2 separate regions of the Mus musculus genome follow, and region 2 is linked to region 1. The links are chromatin loops, found by intact Hi-C in ENCODE. Cell type or tissue: left cerebral cortex. All regions are shown on one strand.

Evidence for each region. Hi-C counts contacts between places; a loop is a spot of excess contacts. Peaks named below come from ENCODE experiments on the same cell type or tissue, not always from the same donor. Only the 100,000 strongest peaks of a DNase experiment are listed, where the experiment ranks them.
Region 2: a loop joins it to region 1, with 2.9 times the contacts of the local background. A loop is called at or near these places in 12 of 42 quality-filtered maps.

The regions. Positions count from the first base shown.
Region 1 is chr13:78,182,635-78,190,634 of GRCm38, forward strand. Nr2f1 (nuclear receptor subfamily 2, group F, member 1) reads right to left here. Exons shown (of 3, transcript NM_010151.3): 3 at 6,339-7,379. The coding sequence ends at 7,099. 3110006O06Rik (a long non-coding RNA gene) reads left to right here. Exons shown (of 2, transcript XR_003950646.1): 2 at 1-339. It also overlaps a transcript of Gm38604 not described here. Among named protein-coding and RNA genes, the nearest start is that of Gm38604, 7.7 kb to the left of the region's middle. In left cerebral cortex, CTCF peaks have their summits at 3,858 (motif pointing left) and 7,338; no DNase peak of the experiment used is centred here; H3K4me3 peaks cover 612 bases; H3K27ac peaks cover 1,640 bases.
Region 2 is chr13:76,966,401-76,974,400 of GRCm38, forward strand. All of the region lies in intron 17 of Mctp1 (multiple C2 domains, transmembrane 1), which reads left to right. Among named protein-coding and RNA genes, the nearest start is that of Slf1, 170 kb to the right of the region's middle. In left cerebral cortex, a CTCF peak has its summit at 3,192; a DNase peak (open chromatin) is centred at 3,191.

The sequences.
Region 1 (8,000 bases):
CTTTCCTGATGATACCCCTTATTTAAGCGGTTACTATAATTACAACCTCGTCTCTTCTGAATCCCCCCCCCCCCCGCCTCATATTACTCAGCTACAAGTTTTGTTTTTCTTTCTTAAGTCCACTGGTAGGAACTACCTCTATTGCGTCTATGCTGTCCCGCAGAGATCACTTTTTCCCAGTTGGCCTGGTCTCTCTCATTATTTCTACTTCTTGCCATGCACCTCTTTCCCTCCTTTCCCTCTCACCTGTACACTCAGAACAAACCTGAGACTTCAGTGTGGGTAAACCTGTCGGCCATGACAATCCAGGCTCAATCAGCAAATAAATAAAATTCTTACTTTCTTGGTTTTTGGCTGCGGGCTGCGTTCCCCTCCGGCGGTAGCCTCCTGTAATTATAGGAGCTATATTTCTTCCCTGGGAGACATTCGAGGGGATTTTTAGTTGGAAGTTTGTTTCTGCTGAGTTACTTTGGATCCTGGACCAGGGACTCACAGTGGCCAGGACCAAGAGGCTCTGAGTGAAGTGCAGATTGAGACATATCCAGTTTCTTCTAACAGGATCATTTCATGTGGGAGGTTGGACACAAAGTTTGCACTGGCTCGTGACTAGCATTCTAGTGAGAGACGTGCATATTTTAAAACAACAAAGCAGGCTGGAAAGAAGGCTCAGGGGAGGGGGGGGGGAAGCTGGAAAGAAGTTACTAAGTGACAAACATCTGTCAACATGGGATAACTTGTATACTCCAGTGTGCAAAGCTATCTGGCCAGCTCTATGAAGTTCAAGGAACAGAATGTGGGATAGTCCAGTGGATACATATTTGTCTCTGGGAGACCTAGTAATTTTTTTTAAAGACCCTACCCCTTAAGTAAAAGGACAATTAAAACTGCACAAGTGAGTATAATTTTACAATTATGCTTTCCTGAATTAATACTGTTCGAATCTCTGAAACTGTTGAAAAATGTACTTTACCTTAAAACGATGGGCAGGGAATAGAAACTAATAAGCAGGGTGTCTAGGATACCAAACCGAGCAGAAGAAAGGAGAGAGACAAAGCTCAAGCGGCCCATGTGCTGGGTCCCAGCTATCTGTAACCAGCAAACTGTAAAGCACAGGTTTCCACACAACATGTGTGTTGGGAGCAAAACGCATCAGCATCCTTCCTTCAACAAGGAGGGATGGCAAAGCAGTTCCAGGGGATTTTCTCTTTTATTTAAACCTGGACTTTCAACAAGAGTGTTATGCATTTTCAGAGAAAAACAATAACAGTAACAAAAAATAAAGTTATTAAAAGATGATGAAAAATACTGGTAGGCGTCTCTCTCACCACACACACACACACACACACACACACACACACACGACCTCTTAACAATCATATAAAAGTTTAGGCTCCAGCGTCTACTGAGAAATCTTTTTCTCTTCCCTCTTCCAGCTCTGAAGACAAAAGGAGAAAGGGCCCAGTGGTGAGAGGGATATCTCTGTTAGTTGTCAGCATAGGTCCATGGGTTAGGAATGCTAATGAGCCTCTTGGCCAGCTCAAGACTTGGTTCTTGCTTTCTCACACACTGATGCTCACACACACTGGGGTCCTGCAAGCTGGCTGACAGGCACACAGACAGAGCATCCTGCCCGACTGCCTCTCTGGCCTTTTTCCTCTGAGCCCAGAGATCGATCGCTGACCCCATCATTAGGCCAAAGCTTTATTTATCTGGCTGTGCAATGATATTATCAGCCTTAAATGTTATATACAGCAAATGTCTTCCTAAATCAACACAATAGGTTAGTTTGCAGAGACTAGCTTGGTCTGTCTTAAAGAAACCCCTAGATATTCTCTCTCTCTCTCTCTCTCTCTCTCTCTCTCTCTCTCTCTCTCTCTCTCACACACACACACACACACACACACACAAACACACACACACACTCTCCCCCTCTTCTCTTCTCTTCTCTTCTCCACAATTGGGGGGTATTTTATAGTCTAGACTTGGGGATTTGATCCCTTGCTGTCAGCCGGTTAGATGAGGCCTTAGCAGTTTGGAAGACGTTTAGACATCATTATTTAGCTATCACTAAGATTCCCATCAGGGGTTCTCTTGTCCGCAGGATCCGACTGCCTAGATCCACTCTATTCTACATGATCCGGATTTCTCCAATTCGGATAGAAATGAAAGCAAGGGGTGGGGATTCCGATGTGCAACCTTCCACCGTGTTAATTGTTTTCTTTCCTCTCAATTACATTCATAAACCTATTTTCTGCATTGCATGTTATTTCTTTGTGCTTCAAAATTGAAACCACGTGCAGTCTTTTCCCCTCAACACACAGAATAAATGCATTGCCTCCTCCCCCAACCCATCACGTTACTATTTACATTTTGGTTACTCTGTGATCGGCCCCAGAAGGAGAAATTGGCCAATTGGAACTAGGTGAGGCTTTGTCAGAGTATCTCTCAAATCCAAATCTCTGGTCCCCATCTCCAGAAAGGACTCCACCTTTTACTCCCTATTCTCCACCTACCTCAGGTTGTTGAAGCTTTCATGGCGGAGAGTTAGCAGGGAGAACTTCCGAGAAGAAAGGCTACCCAGCAACTTTGGGTCTGTTCCACCCACTGTCCACTCCACCCTTCGCTCTCCAGCCATTTGGTGTCAGTAGCAGTCACCTCTGTTATTCTCTGGTCCAAGATCTTGGGCACAACAGAACCTGATCCCCGAGCCGCTGGCTGCTCCTTGGGGAAAGGGTCTTCCCAAGCAAAGAAGTCCGACGACAAACAAACAAACAAACTCGGAAGGGGGAGGGGGAGTTGGAAAAATGGATTCCCTGACAAGAAGAGATAATAAATGAGAGGCGCTTTCAGATAGATATCTCAGACGTGAAATTGCGCCCAGCTGGTTGTGTAAGCAAACAAATAGTTTCATGTTAGGAACTCTCAACTTGTGGCTTGATGAATAGAACACGACAGAGGTAAATGGGTCTTTAACTCATTTAGGAATACGACTCTTTGGCTTCCCAAGTAAAAAGCCCAGTGATGCCACGGACCTCCGAACAGGCCCTTTAACAAGAGTTTTATTGGTTCCCACTTCTGTTCCCCCTCCCTCCCTCCATATGCTTCTTATGGTCTTCTATTTGCAGGACAATTAGGTTGTTTGTTCTAAGGAACAGGGGAGTTCCCCAAATATGAATCAGGCATTAGGAAATAAAAGGGCTGCCTATACAAGAAAAATTTAAAAAATAAACATTTTGCTTTTTTCTTTTCCTCTTCCTTCCTTTCTTCCTTTCTTTCTTTCTTTCTTTCTTTCTTTCTTTCTTTCGTTCGTTCGTTCTGTCTTCCTCCCCCTACTACTCTTAAGAGCTGTGTTGCAGCTCTCTAGTGTTCCTAACAGCAAGGCTGGTTTGTGAAGTCTCAGGGATTCTGCTAGAGACCTTGAGCCTCTACTAAGTTCTGGAGGGACAGAGTTCTAGAAGAACAAGCTGAACACGAAAGGACCCACATTCCTGTTCTGAGTTTTCTTTCATTCAGCCTAGTCCCAAGTCAGAAATGGTGTAGGAAGAATAGGGTGTCAAAGATCATATCTTCTCATTCTGCCTATGGTCTGTAAAGGCAATATTTTCAGGTAAGGTAGTTTAAACCTACTTCAAAGTCACTGAAGTTCTCTGGTGCCCAGCAAGTGTTTGGATTAAAAGAGAACATTAAACATGCCTAAGTCGTGGTAATTTCAAGAAGGAAGCCACTCTACAAGGGTTGCCTCAGTTTCCACTGGTTCTGGGGAATCCATGTCTCCATTTTCCCAATTTTTGGAGGTAGGAGCCGGTACTTACCCAGAACGACCTCCAGACTCACACCCTGCTTCGATGGCTCCCCCTGGCGCCTAGCATGAAAGCAGCTCAACGTTGTGCGCACTCCATCTGGCTATCCAGACAGAAAAGGTTCCCACCTGTACCACCTAAGCCTCCTGTTAAGGCCTGAGACCACAGAAATTACCTGAGCCGGAGAAAGCACTAGATGATCACAAGTTAGGCTATTACTACAGCCTGTTCTCAGCACTGAAAGCCCTGAAGTTGCTGGCCCGATCCTTTATGCACCCACCAAGGGCAGCTAGAAAGCCTAGGACGTTTCCCTGGTGTGTGTGTGTGTGTGTGTGTGTGTGCTTCCGGGTTGTTAGTAGGCTTCACCTACAACTTAGGGGCTGCAGTCTTGGTTCCTCAACATTTCCTTGGGGTGATCGGATTTGTGTGTGAGTGTGTGTGGTTTCTGTGCCCTGTGCTCTGAAATGGAAAGTCAGTGGGCTCAAGCAGCCTTAGTGTGAGCGCTCACTGACCATAACCCGGAGTCTCCTATCTTAGGAAGGAGACTTAAATCCAGAAACACAAGTTGTTCTCAGTGCATATTGCAGGTAGGTCGGAGGTTGGGGAATACTGCCCAGGATCCCCAAAAAGGCCACTGGGCAAGCAAGTAACCCTGGCTCCTCTTTCCCACTCAGCTCTGGGTTTCCTGGCAGCTGGAAGGGCCCCTGGAGAGGCCTGCTTCTCTTTTCACATTAGGACTGGCTGGGAGGTTGGGCCAGGATTTCAAAAGTCGCAGGGATTCTCTGATCAAAAGCACTCTCCAGACCCCAGGCAGCAAAAGTCAAATGACCCCCTTACACCCCTAGAAACCTGAGGAAGTAAGTGCCTTGGACATCTTGGATCCATGCTGTCCACCCTTTTCTACACTGGGGGGCTTGGACTGGGTCTCCATATTGAAATTAATTGAAATGTATAGTTCAGAACTATGAGAAATGTTTATATGTTTTCATCAGAGGGATCACGTTGTAATGAATATATTTTCATCTCATTTCCAGAAGGCAGGAAAGGTCGGTGAACTCTCCTGGCAGCTCGGCTTCCCTCCCTCTCAGCATTCTAGCTGCAACCCACCCTTGAACCCTCACTCTGCTGCTGCCGGTCAGTACAAGAGAATTCCCAATACTTCCTAGGAGGCCCCTGTGTTTAACAGGAATACCTCTCTCTCCTCTCTGCTTCAGGTATCTAGACTGTAGGAAAGTGAATTAAGGGTCAGTCTTCCTATGCATGAAATATAGCTAGTCCCCTAGTGGCCTAGTTTTAAGACCATGGTCCTACAGTGGCATCCTGCCCCATAGATACTCAGATTACTCAAAATGTCAACCAGGTGGGGCTTGCTTAAGAATTTGGGGAACCTGAAAACTTTCAGACAGTGAAGTGAAAGGGCAAGGTTATGGGTGGCTTCTAAAAGTGAACTCTTCCCTCATCTAAACCTGTCTGGGACTAGGGGTTGGGGGATCCGTGTGTAAGAGGGGTTTTAATTTTAAAGATACGGCTTTATCAATATGTTAAGGAAGAGCTCCCTTGGCAGTGTGTGTTTTCACAGCTCCGGCTCAGATTCCATAAAACATTCAGACTCTGAAATCTGTCGCTCGCCCCTCACCTCAATGCATGCCCAGCTAGATTCCTCAAAGAGAGATATCTGTCTTCCAAGGGCCCCTAGGGCCATAAGGCACTTTAGGGAAGAACCCAGTCTAACTTAGCTTCCTGACACCTAGTCCTACTTTCTGAGTTCAGCTTGTAAGTACCATAAAGTGTGTGTTGGGGGGTGCTTCTTTTGACACCCCCCCCCCACACACACAGGAGAGGTCCTACTGGGAACCCCCTTGACAAGAGCCTGAGAGAAAGGCAAACCAACCACAGGTGGGTAGATCTCCAAGAATGCATAAGAGAAACAAAGTCAGAATCCACGGTGCTTTGTCTCGGTTTGCCCAGAGGCAGGGAGAAGCAAGACTTGGAGCAGACAGTCAGTGGCCGTCCAGTCCACCCAGACTCAAACGCTTTGAGGAGCCCTCAAAACTCCACCCCACCCACAAAAGCCTGCCATGAAACCTTTGCAAACCCCTTCCAGCTCAGAAACTTTCCCACTGCAGTTAGAGTCTAGGTGACCTGACACTGGGTCACTGAAGCTGTGACGCCCATGTGCCTGGAAATTGTGCCTCAAAAGCAATTTGGCTTCCCCTGGCCCCTGACTCAGGGCTGTCCTCAGAAAGAATTAAAAAACAAACAAACAAACAAACAAAAAAAAACAAAACAAAACTCCTGTCTGGCCACCAAGGCCCAGCCTTCCCCTCCTATCCCATCACATACACAGCCTGGCCTTGCCTTCAGCTTTGCAAAAGTGATGTAGTGGCCTAAGAAAAAGGTACAGCCGACTTAGTACTGGACCTTAAAAGTCTCCTCTACCTCTCAACAATTCAGATCCTAACAATACTCAGTTATCCACAAATTATCCAGGAGCTCCTCTTGCTCTGAGGGTGTAGTTCAAGCAACCAGACACATGGGTTTTGCTAAATTCTTTTATTTTTGTTTAAATTTTCACTTCAATTTTAATTCTTGAAGAACAGCCTCGACAACATATATCGCACTCATTATAAGAAGCAAAGGGTTATATCAAAAATTATTAGTATAGAATCACAGGAAATCTGGTTTGGAACCAGAAAAAATACAAAACAGATATAGATACATAGACACAGGACAAATTTTTTATAATTATTTGGAAAATGTTATTTCCCCCTAATTCTTGTTCATTTTTGTTTATGCGCATACGATGTTTAAATTTTACAAAAAATGAAAATAAACACTAGTATTTTACAAAATGAATAACAATGTTCAGTGTATGTTTCTACATAGGATTCAGTCCACTTCCATATGAGTAGTTTTCTGTACAGAATATATCCACATCCATCCACAATAAATCCTGGAAGGTCCATCTATTTTATTAAATTTCTCATGGTCCTCTCTTCCAAATCGTTCTTTTTTTTTTTTTTTTTTTCATTTTCTCACCAGACACGAGGTCCTTTTTCTTTCCTTTCCAATGTACTTACAGATCAGATCCTAAATGAGTCTCCTTTTCTCCTGGTTTGCAGCTCAGGTTGCATTCCTGCAGAGTGGGCTGCTCTTGTTCCCAGCCCTCCTCCCGTCTGCCTGGCCTGCCTGGTCCATCATACCAGCATCCCCAAAGGCTTTTTAGTCCTTGGTCAGGGAGAGTCCTCTTAGTCTCTAGGGAGTCAGGGAGCAGGATTGGGTGGGAAACACCCAAAGTCTAGGAACACTGGATGGACATGTAAGGCCAGTTGAAACTGCTCCCTGACAGCAACATATCTCGGATGAGAGTTTCGATGGGAGTTTTACCTACCAAACGTACGAAGAAGAGTTGCTCGATGACAGAGGAGGACACTGTGCGAAGAGAGGGCAATCGCAGCAGCAGTTTGCCAAAGCGGCTGGGCTGGTTGGGGTACTGGCTTCTCACATACTCCTCCAGGGCACACTGTGATTTCTCCTGCAGGCTTTCGATGTGGGCAGCATCCGACAGGCCACAAGCATCTGCCAGAGCAGCCACAGGAGGGAGAGACAGGGAAAGGGGACAGATTGTTAGGTGAGTGAGATGGAAAGGCATACACACCATTAATATTTTGAGGGGAAAAGGAAAAAGAAATAGAAGAAAAGGAAAATAACTCCTTCCCTCCATGCCTCTTTGCCATCCTCTTTCCCACCCCCTACACAAATAACAATAAATCCAAGCCTCACCATGCTTGGGAGACCAGGAGAGAGGTGCACATGCACAGAGGTGCAACCTGGCCATAGCTTTGTTTCCCCTCTTTCACCTTTGGATTAAATAATGCATGATGGTGAATCCATGTTTGCTGTGTACTGCGACCTGTTCTCTCCTTCAGGGGAGCACATTTCTGGTTGTGCTCATTAAAAGGAAAGCATTTGCCCCTTTCCTGCTTGATTTTGGGGTGCTTGGAACCCCTGAAGAAATATACAGCCTTGGAAACAGTTTTTAAAGGCTTCTTCGAGTCTCCCCCCACCCCCGCCAACCCCCAACCCAGCTGACCCCAACCAGCAAGCTCAAGGAGAACCTAGATTGTGTAGTGAATACACGTGGCAGGGGATCGGGGATCACAAGCTGGCAGAACCGAGAACCAGATCAAGCCTGTGCTA
Region 2 (8,000 bases), 1.2 Mb before region 1:
TCTATTAAATATTCCTCTGGGCCAAATACTGGGGTAGACATATAACAGCATCTGAGCCTTACGATAGTCCTGAGAAGCAGAGTTTACTAATGATGATCTTACTGAAGAAGCAGACATGGAGAAAATAGACCCATGCAGAGCCACAGGAGGAAACCTCAGAGTGGAGTTCAAGTTCAAGACATATATTTATCACTCCAGTGTCCTCCGCTACTGATCATGTAGATGGTGTTTAGAAATTCCTACCTTCCCTACTGCAGTAGGTTCCAGATCTTGTGGTGTTGACCATTCGTGCTTCTCAACTAGCATTAGAACAGCGAAGAGTAAGCTAGATGCCAGTTAATTTTAAATAGTGCACAGAGCAGAATCAGAACCCCTGAAGGAGCTGTCATGTGTGGCTTATATCATGTTATATCCTTTCTTGAACTTAGCCTCAGAACTGTTGGCATAATAAAAACATTGAATGGTTCTTCTTATCAAAAGCAGGCATGTTTAAACACAGGAGATCAAAGTGCCTCCGAGCAATTCATAAGCCAGGTCCACCTACACAGTTACACTGCAATGTACCATCGTTTCCTTAACTTGAGAATTTTATTTATTAGAGTTACTGTGTAAAATTGTCTGTAAAATCCACATATTATTTGTAACATGCCTATAGAATTAAATGTTTTAATATGATATTCTTAATTTACTTCATGGGATTCTCTCACATTTTACATAGCCCGAAGATAAATAGTGAACAGATCATACCTGAAAGAGGAGGCAATAGTATCTATATAGTGAGCAAGTGCCCTGGGTAATTAAAGCACTTGGAGGCTTCCTTTCATCTGGGTTCTCCTTGATATAGGCTCTTCGCTTTAATAGTCACTTTAGCATCTCATCCTCACACAATAACTTGTGTGGTATTGTGTCCCCTGTTCTCACCTCCAAGGTTCTCTTTTATTAATTCTGCTGTCCTGGCCAATGGCTCCTTTGATCAAAGTCTCTTCTGTATTAAAAAAATTCAAGATTTGTATGTTTGTGCAGATGTTTTTATGTGGGGTCTGTTAACTTCAGGGCACAGACTTCCAGCATCTCCTCTGGATCACTGTGCACATAGTAAGGACACAGCAGTCTAGTATATGCTCTGAAACACTATACACATAGTGAGGACAGTCCATCATGTCCTCTGGATCACTGCACACATAGTAGGTACTAACTGGCTAAATAAACAGAGACATGCTATTAGAATGAAGCCCTGTATACTTCATATAAAATTGTCATAGTGTGGGGAATAACATTTCCATTCATATTAAAATTTTGAAACCTAACAGACAGAGTCCCTATTGCTTATAACTACACCAGATTTATTCCTAAGGGGCAGCTTGTTTCCTGGAAAACCCTGACTCAGCAGGTTTAAATTACTCCTTTTGAGCCACTTAACTTCTACATTTTCTCATTCAGTGACTTAAACTTGACTTTAATATTGCCTTCACTCAAAACATTTGCATTTAATTGCAACAGTAGTATGCTTTCCTGTTGGCATCTGAAACATATTCATTATCAGTGTCAGGCTTATGTTGAGAGAGTTTGGTTATTTGTACCCAAGAAATCATATCCAACAAAGATAACTGAAGGCATGTAAGTAGTTTTTTTTTCTACTTTTTATTGTAAGAATATGCAGCCTGTAGATACACAAATTCAAATCCTTGGCAAATCAAATTTTCACTGTCTGTTTGTCTAGAGTTAAATGGATATATGTGGAAAAAGTTATGTTTAAGAATGATAAGTCAACACAAATTTTATTTCTTGAAATGTATATGCACATATACTTGGAATATTGTGCAATTCAAGAATATATTGTGTCTGCTAATGTAGTTGCTGTAGTAGTTTACACATTAAGGACTCAAGTGGGTAAATTAATACCTAGTCCCACAAGTTATCGCTTGCAGTAGTTTTAATCAGAAACAGAAAGATGGCTTCTATGTGAACAAACATCTATTTCATGAGTCCTATATCATTGTTGATCAAATCACACTCTTGTCCCATGTGTTCGTGAAGCATTCAGTTTCTCTCTTCAGAGTAGAAGGTTAACAATTTAGGACTGGTGTGTTCTGAAGATGGATAGTGACCTCTGAAAGGCATTCATTAATCACTTACAACTGACCTGCAAAACTGAATTGAAGGAACCAGACAAACCTTTGCTAAATTGTAAGCCCAATTTTCACCTAAAATACTTAGGCAATCAAAGAGGAACTGTTCTTTTGACCTAAATTACTAGAAAATAGCATGCTGCTTTTCCTTCTCGCTGATTATGCGGATACATGGACACAAAGCTATAACATCTGCTGAGAAGAACACATGTGTTGTAAGTTGGGAGAGATGACATGGTGATCAGAAGCCACATGCAAGACATCTGCAAACAATGGATGAGAGTGAGGAGTTGCTCACAGAGATTGGACTGGTGGATGCAGCACCAGGGATATCTGTAATTTGTGTTCTTCTCTGAGTGAGAGCAGTGAAGAAAGCAGGGGTAGTTTCAAATATGTAAAGACAGTAACTACCCTCAGAGGTTTTCCCACATTCCCCCTTTCTCTCATCAGAGAAATCACCTGCAGGTCTGTAGACACAATGGACCAATTAAGAGGACAACACAGATTAGCCAGGGAGCTGTCTCGGGTTACTGTCAGTTTGGGAACTGAATGCAAGGCAAGATGAATCAGCTAACAGCCAGGGAAGGCTTGAAGAATGTGCAGAAGTTATCCTGTTGGCAGAGCAGCAGCAGGGAATATCAGGTAGAGAGATTATCACAGGCTTAGGACCTACAATGCGTTCTCAGAGTGCTCACACCCTGTTTCTTGTCGGTCTCCAGCAAGTTCAACAAATTGGAGAGGAACCATTTGCATTGGATCCAGATGTCCTGCTGGATGTGCCATAAACAAACTTACTCCATATTTCTTACATAGACGAATGGAATAGATTCCAGTGTTATACAGGTATTAGAGAAATCAGTCTGGCTAGTACTGCAATGGCAAGATACAGTGGAGGCTTTCTGATCTAGAGAGTACAGTAGGAATTGAAAGGGAATAAAAGGAGATGCTAAACATCACAAATTATTTAAGTAACTGAAACTCTCCATGAAACCTCCAGTGTTGCCTATGAATTAAATTATCTGAAGATACTGTGATGTGCCCGCAGTTTACCACAAGTGCCACTAGGTGGGGAACGTGCATTATTCATGGCTTGAAATTGCCAGTTTCTCTTCTAGCAAATGGGTTCTATCTAATTTTGAGAATTCCAGTGTTCACATTCTAATTAAATCAAATTAGACTCTCTATTAGTGAAATATAACCTTATAACTTATAATTCTAGTTAGTAAAAGGAACTGCAATGTTACTCATTGAAAATTTCAACCATAAAAGTACCTGTGTGCAACATTGAAGCTATCTAAATAGAGCACCTATGGGAGTCTCTATGTTATCTTATTATTTCCTATTTAATATCCACTCTGGACAACTTGGTATTAACTAGTAACAAGTGCCTTTGCTAATAAATGACATCAAATTATTTGGAAGCTTGCATTTGAAAATGATGTTTTATTATGAAATCTCTGAATTAGAGCCCATTTCTCCTAGCTCTCTGATCTCTCAGGTAGGTAGTATAGGTAACAGCAATAGTTAGATATTACTCTCATCTGCCTTCATTTGCTGCTAAGCATCCCAATAAAGCCATGTTATTTGCACTGTGGGCTCTACACATCATAGAAGCAGGGTCCATGCCTATGATGCTTAGACTATTGTATTACTGTGCCTGTTATACTACCAAACACAAAATAGATTCACAGTGAATTAATCCATTTTCTGCTCGTCAAAAACTAACTCAGTTTCCTTCTCATATAGTCTCTGCACATCAGTTATGACTACTTTTTTTTTAAAAAATCATATGATCAGAGTTTAACCCTGCTACACCCTGAGACTGTGTGCTTTGTCATATATGATTGAAAATATGTGTGTTTGCAAAGGTGTATGTGTGTGTACACACATGCATGTGCAGGTGTGTGTGTACAACCATGCATGTGCATGCATGTTTGCATGTGTGTGTATTCAAGAGGCATTGAAATTTAGCATTAAATGATAAATTCTAGAAATAACCTATATTTATATTGCTTAGACTTATCTACATAAACATGGTTATTCATCTATGTTATAATTACACAGGTTATTTGAATTTGGAATAGTGCTGTCATAGTGATAGTATAAATGTTAGTAGTAATTATTACTTTCAGTTTAATCTTTCCAATAACCAAGTTCTCTAATCATAATTTATAAATGAAAAAGTTTGGGGACATGAAACTTAGTGATGTAGCATTTGCCTATAGTATATCATTTGCCTACATCCCTGGGTTCAAACGCATGCCCAAAAAAGGAAGCTGCACTTTTAATGATCTAAACAAGGCACTAAAGAGCACACAGATAGCAAGGTTGATGCCGGGAGTCAGAACCACAGTCTGGGCATCAGGCACCTGGCTGGTGCACTTGTGTGTTTCACGGGAATGCCACACTGTCTTCTAATGTTTGAAATGTTCCTGCTTGAGAATACATGCAAAATAAGAAAATACATTTTTACAGAGTGGGATCTTCAGTATAGCAGTGTTGCTGAAAATTACCCGTGAACAGGGAAAATTCTAGTCTCTTACAACCTCCTGGTATTGTGTAATGTGCAACAGTTTTGTCCTTTTATATATATCGAGAGTCAGACTATCAGCCTCTCTAAAATAAGTACATAATAAATATACATCAAAATATGGAGAAAATGAAGACAGGAGTCTAATTTTCTGAGGAACCGCCAGACTGATTCCCAGAGTGGCTGTACAAGCTTGCAATCCCACCAACAATGGAGAAGTGTTCCTCAGAAAATTGGACATAGTACTACTGGAAGATCCCGCAATACCTCTCCTGGGCATATATTCAGAAGAAGCTCCAATGGGTAAGAAGGACACATGTTCCACTATGTTCATAGCAGCCTTATTTATAATAGCCAGAAGCTGGAAAGAACCCAGATGCCCCTCAACAGAGGAATGGATACAGAAAATGTGGTACATTTACACAATGGACTACTACTCAGCTATTAAAAAGAATGAATTTATGAAATTCCTAGGCAAATGGATGGACCTGGAGGGCATCATCCTGAGTGAGGTAACCCAATCACAAAAGAACTCACACAATATGTACTCACTGATAAGTGTATATTGGTTCAGAAACTTAGGATACCCAAGATATAAGATACAATTTGCAAAACACAGGAAACTCAAGAAGGACTAAGACCAAAGTGTGGATACTTTGCCCCTTCTTAGAATTGGGAACAAAACACCCATGGAAGGAGTTACAGAGACAAAATTTGGAGCTGAGGTGAAAGGATGGACCATCTAGATACTGCCATTTCCGGGGACCCATTACATAATCAGCTTCCAAACGCTGACACTATTGCATACACTAGCAAGATTTTGCTGAAAGGATCCAGATATAGCAGTCTCTTGTGAGACTATGCCTGGGCCTAGCAAACACAGAAGTGGATGCTCACAGTCAGCTACTGGATGGATCACAGGGCCCCCAATGGAGAAGCTAGAGAAAGTACCCAAGGAGCTAAAGGGATCTGCAACCCTATAGGTGGAACAACAATATGAACTAACCAGTACCCCCCAGAGCTAATGTCTCTAGCTGCATATGTATCAGAAGATGGCCTAGTCAGCCATCAGTGGAAAGAGAGGCCCATTGGTTGTGCAAACTTTATATGCCTCAGTACAGGGGAAGGCCAGGGCCAAGAAGTGGGAGTGGGTGGGTCGGGGAGTAGGTGGGGGAGTGGGTGGGAGAGCGTGTGGGGGACTTTTGAGATAGCATTGGAAATGTAAATGAAATACATACCTAATTAAAAAATTATTCTCAAGGGAATAGCACAGTCCAAAAAAAAAAGAAAGAAAAAAGAAAGAAAGAAAGAAAGAAAGAAAGAAAGAAAGAAAGAAAGAAAGAAAGAAAGAAAGAAAGAAAGAAAGAAAGAAAGAGAAGCAAAAGAAAAAAAGAGAAGAAGACAGGAGTCTAAAAACTGACCCTTAAGGTTTTCTAAGCAGCTAGTGTGAGTCTCCAATTATTACTAAAAATACATGGCAGAAAAGACACCTATATGTCACCCAGCAGGAGTGAATGTATAATCTCTCTTGGAAGGCAACTTGGCAATAGGCATGCAAACTACAAAAACAAATCCTTTGACCAAACAATTCCACTCACAAGTAGTTTATCCTACGGATACAGATAACCTACAGATAGATAACCATGTGTGGAACTTCATAAGCCCAGGATTTTTTTTTTATAATCACAAAAAATTGTTAAAGAATTTAAACATTCATTACAAGAAAACTGGTTGATTAAATCTTGGAACAACTATACCACCAGCCATTGTGCAACTAAAAGAGCAAGTAGATTTTTAACATTGATGATGGAAAATGACATAGGGATGCTACATATGCTATTATCTGAGCCTACTTAGGAAGAGAAATAAATGAAATAAAACAACACACATATTTCTAATCCTCTGAATCAGTGAGACTATGTTCAGAACGAACTCTAAGAATGTATTAAAGCATTGAGCAATCGTCGTTGTATCCAGGGAGGGAAACAAACTCCCAAAAGGGCGGCTTTGCTATTCCCAACTGAGCATGCATTTTCTAAGGTCTTAAGCCCTATGTGAGAATCTGGTAATACTTAATTTCCAGTTCTGAATGTTTGGCTTGTAGTCACTATAAAATATGTGCAAGGTGCTCTTGCTCAAAGATGTTCTTTGCAATGTTTTCTAATGATAAAGAAGGAAATCAAATAGAGTAAAAGTGGCCATATTGCCAAAAGAAATCTACAGATTCAATGCAATCAATCCCCATCAAAATTCCAACTCAATTCTTTACAGAGTTAGAAAGGGCAATTTGCAAATTCATCTGGAATAACAAAAAACCTAGGATAGTGAAAACTATCCTCAGCAATAAAAGAACTTCTGAGGGAATAGCCATTGCTGACCTCAAGCTGTACTACAGAGCAATGGTGATAAAACTTGCATGTTATTGGTACAGTGACAGGCAGGTAGATCAATGGAATAGAATTGAAGTCCCAGAAATGAACCCACACACCTATGGTCACTTGATCTTTAAAAAAGGAGCTAAAACTATCAGGTGGGAAAATGACAGCATTTTCAACAAATGGTGCTGGTTCAATTGGAGGTCTGTGGGACTCTGAGAGGCAGCTTGATTTGTGGTCCAGCGATACTTACTCTGGAGACCCAGTAGAAACTCTACAAGGGACAGAACTGTGAGCCATGCTCCCAGACACACAGGTGCCTGACATCATGGAACCCCCAACTCCATAATCCTGTGATTATCAGTCACTCAGACAAAATCCCAAGCTCCTGGCATTCTGGTTAGACTCTACCCTCACTGTAACCTGACAATAGCTAGGTATGCTCTGCCCCACAACTACCCTGCAACTGCAAGTTAGCCCAGCCCACTATAAAAGGGACTTCTTGGCCCCTCTTCTCTCTCTTAAGCTCTTACCTCTCATTATCATCTCTAACTCTCCTTCTCCTCCTCCCTTCCCCCTTCTCTCCATGTGGCCATGGCCAGCCTCTCCTTTTCTACCTTTTCTCTTTCTCTCTGTCTTTCTACATTAAAGCTCTAAAACCATAGACTATCTTTGTTCATCAAGGCCCACCATACTTGAATGATAGAATAGGCTTTCCCTAAAGAGCTGTGTCTAACCTCTTGTCAAAAGACCTTCCTGCACTCCAGCCATGGACTCTCATCCATGTGGGAACCACCCAGTGCCCCCTCTTCCCCTGCCCTCTTCTCTTTTAGGCCCTGGGACTGACCAAGTTGCCCCCCAGGGCCCCTACTTTGTTCTCAGCTCTTCTGCAGCATACAAAGATGTCTGAGAAGTCACAGACTGAGAACCTGTTATCTCTGGCTTCCATGAGGCCCAGAGACCTCA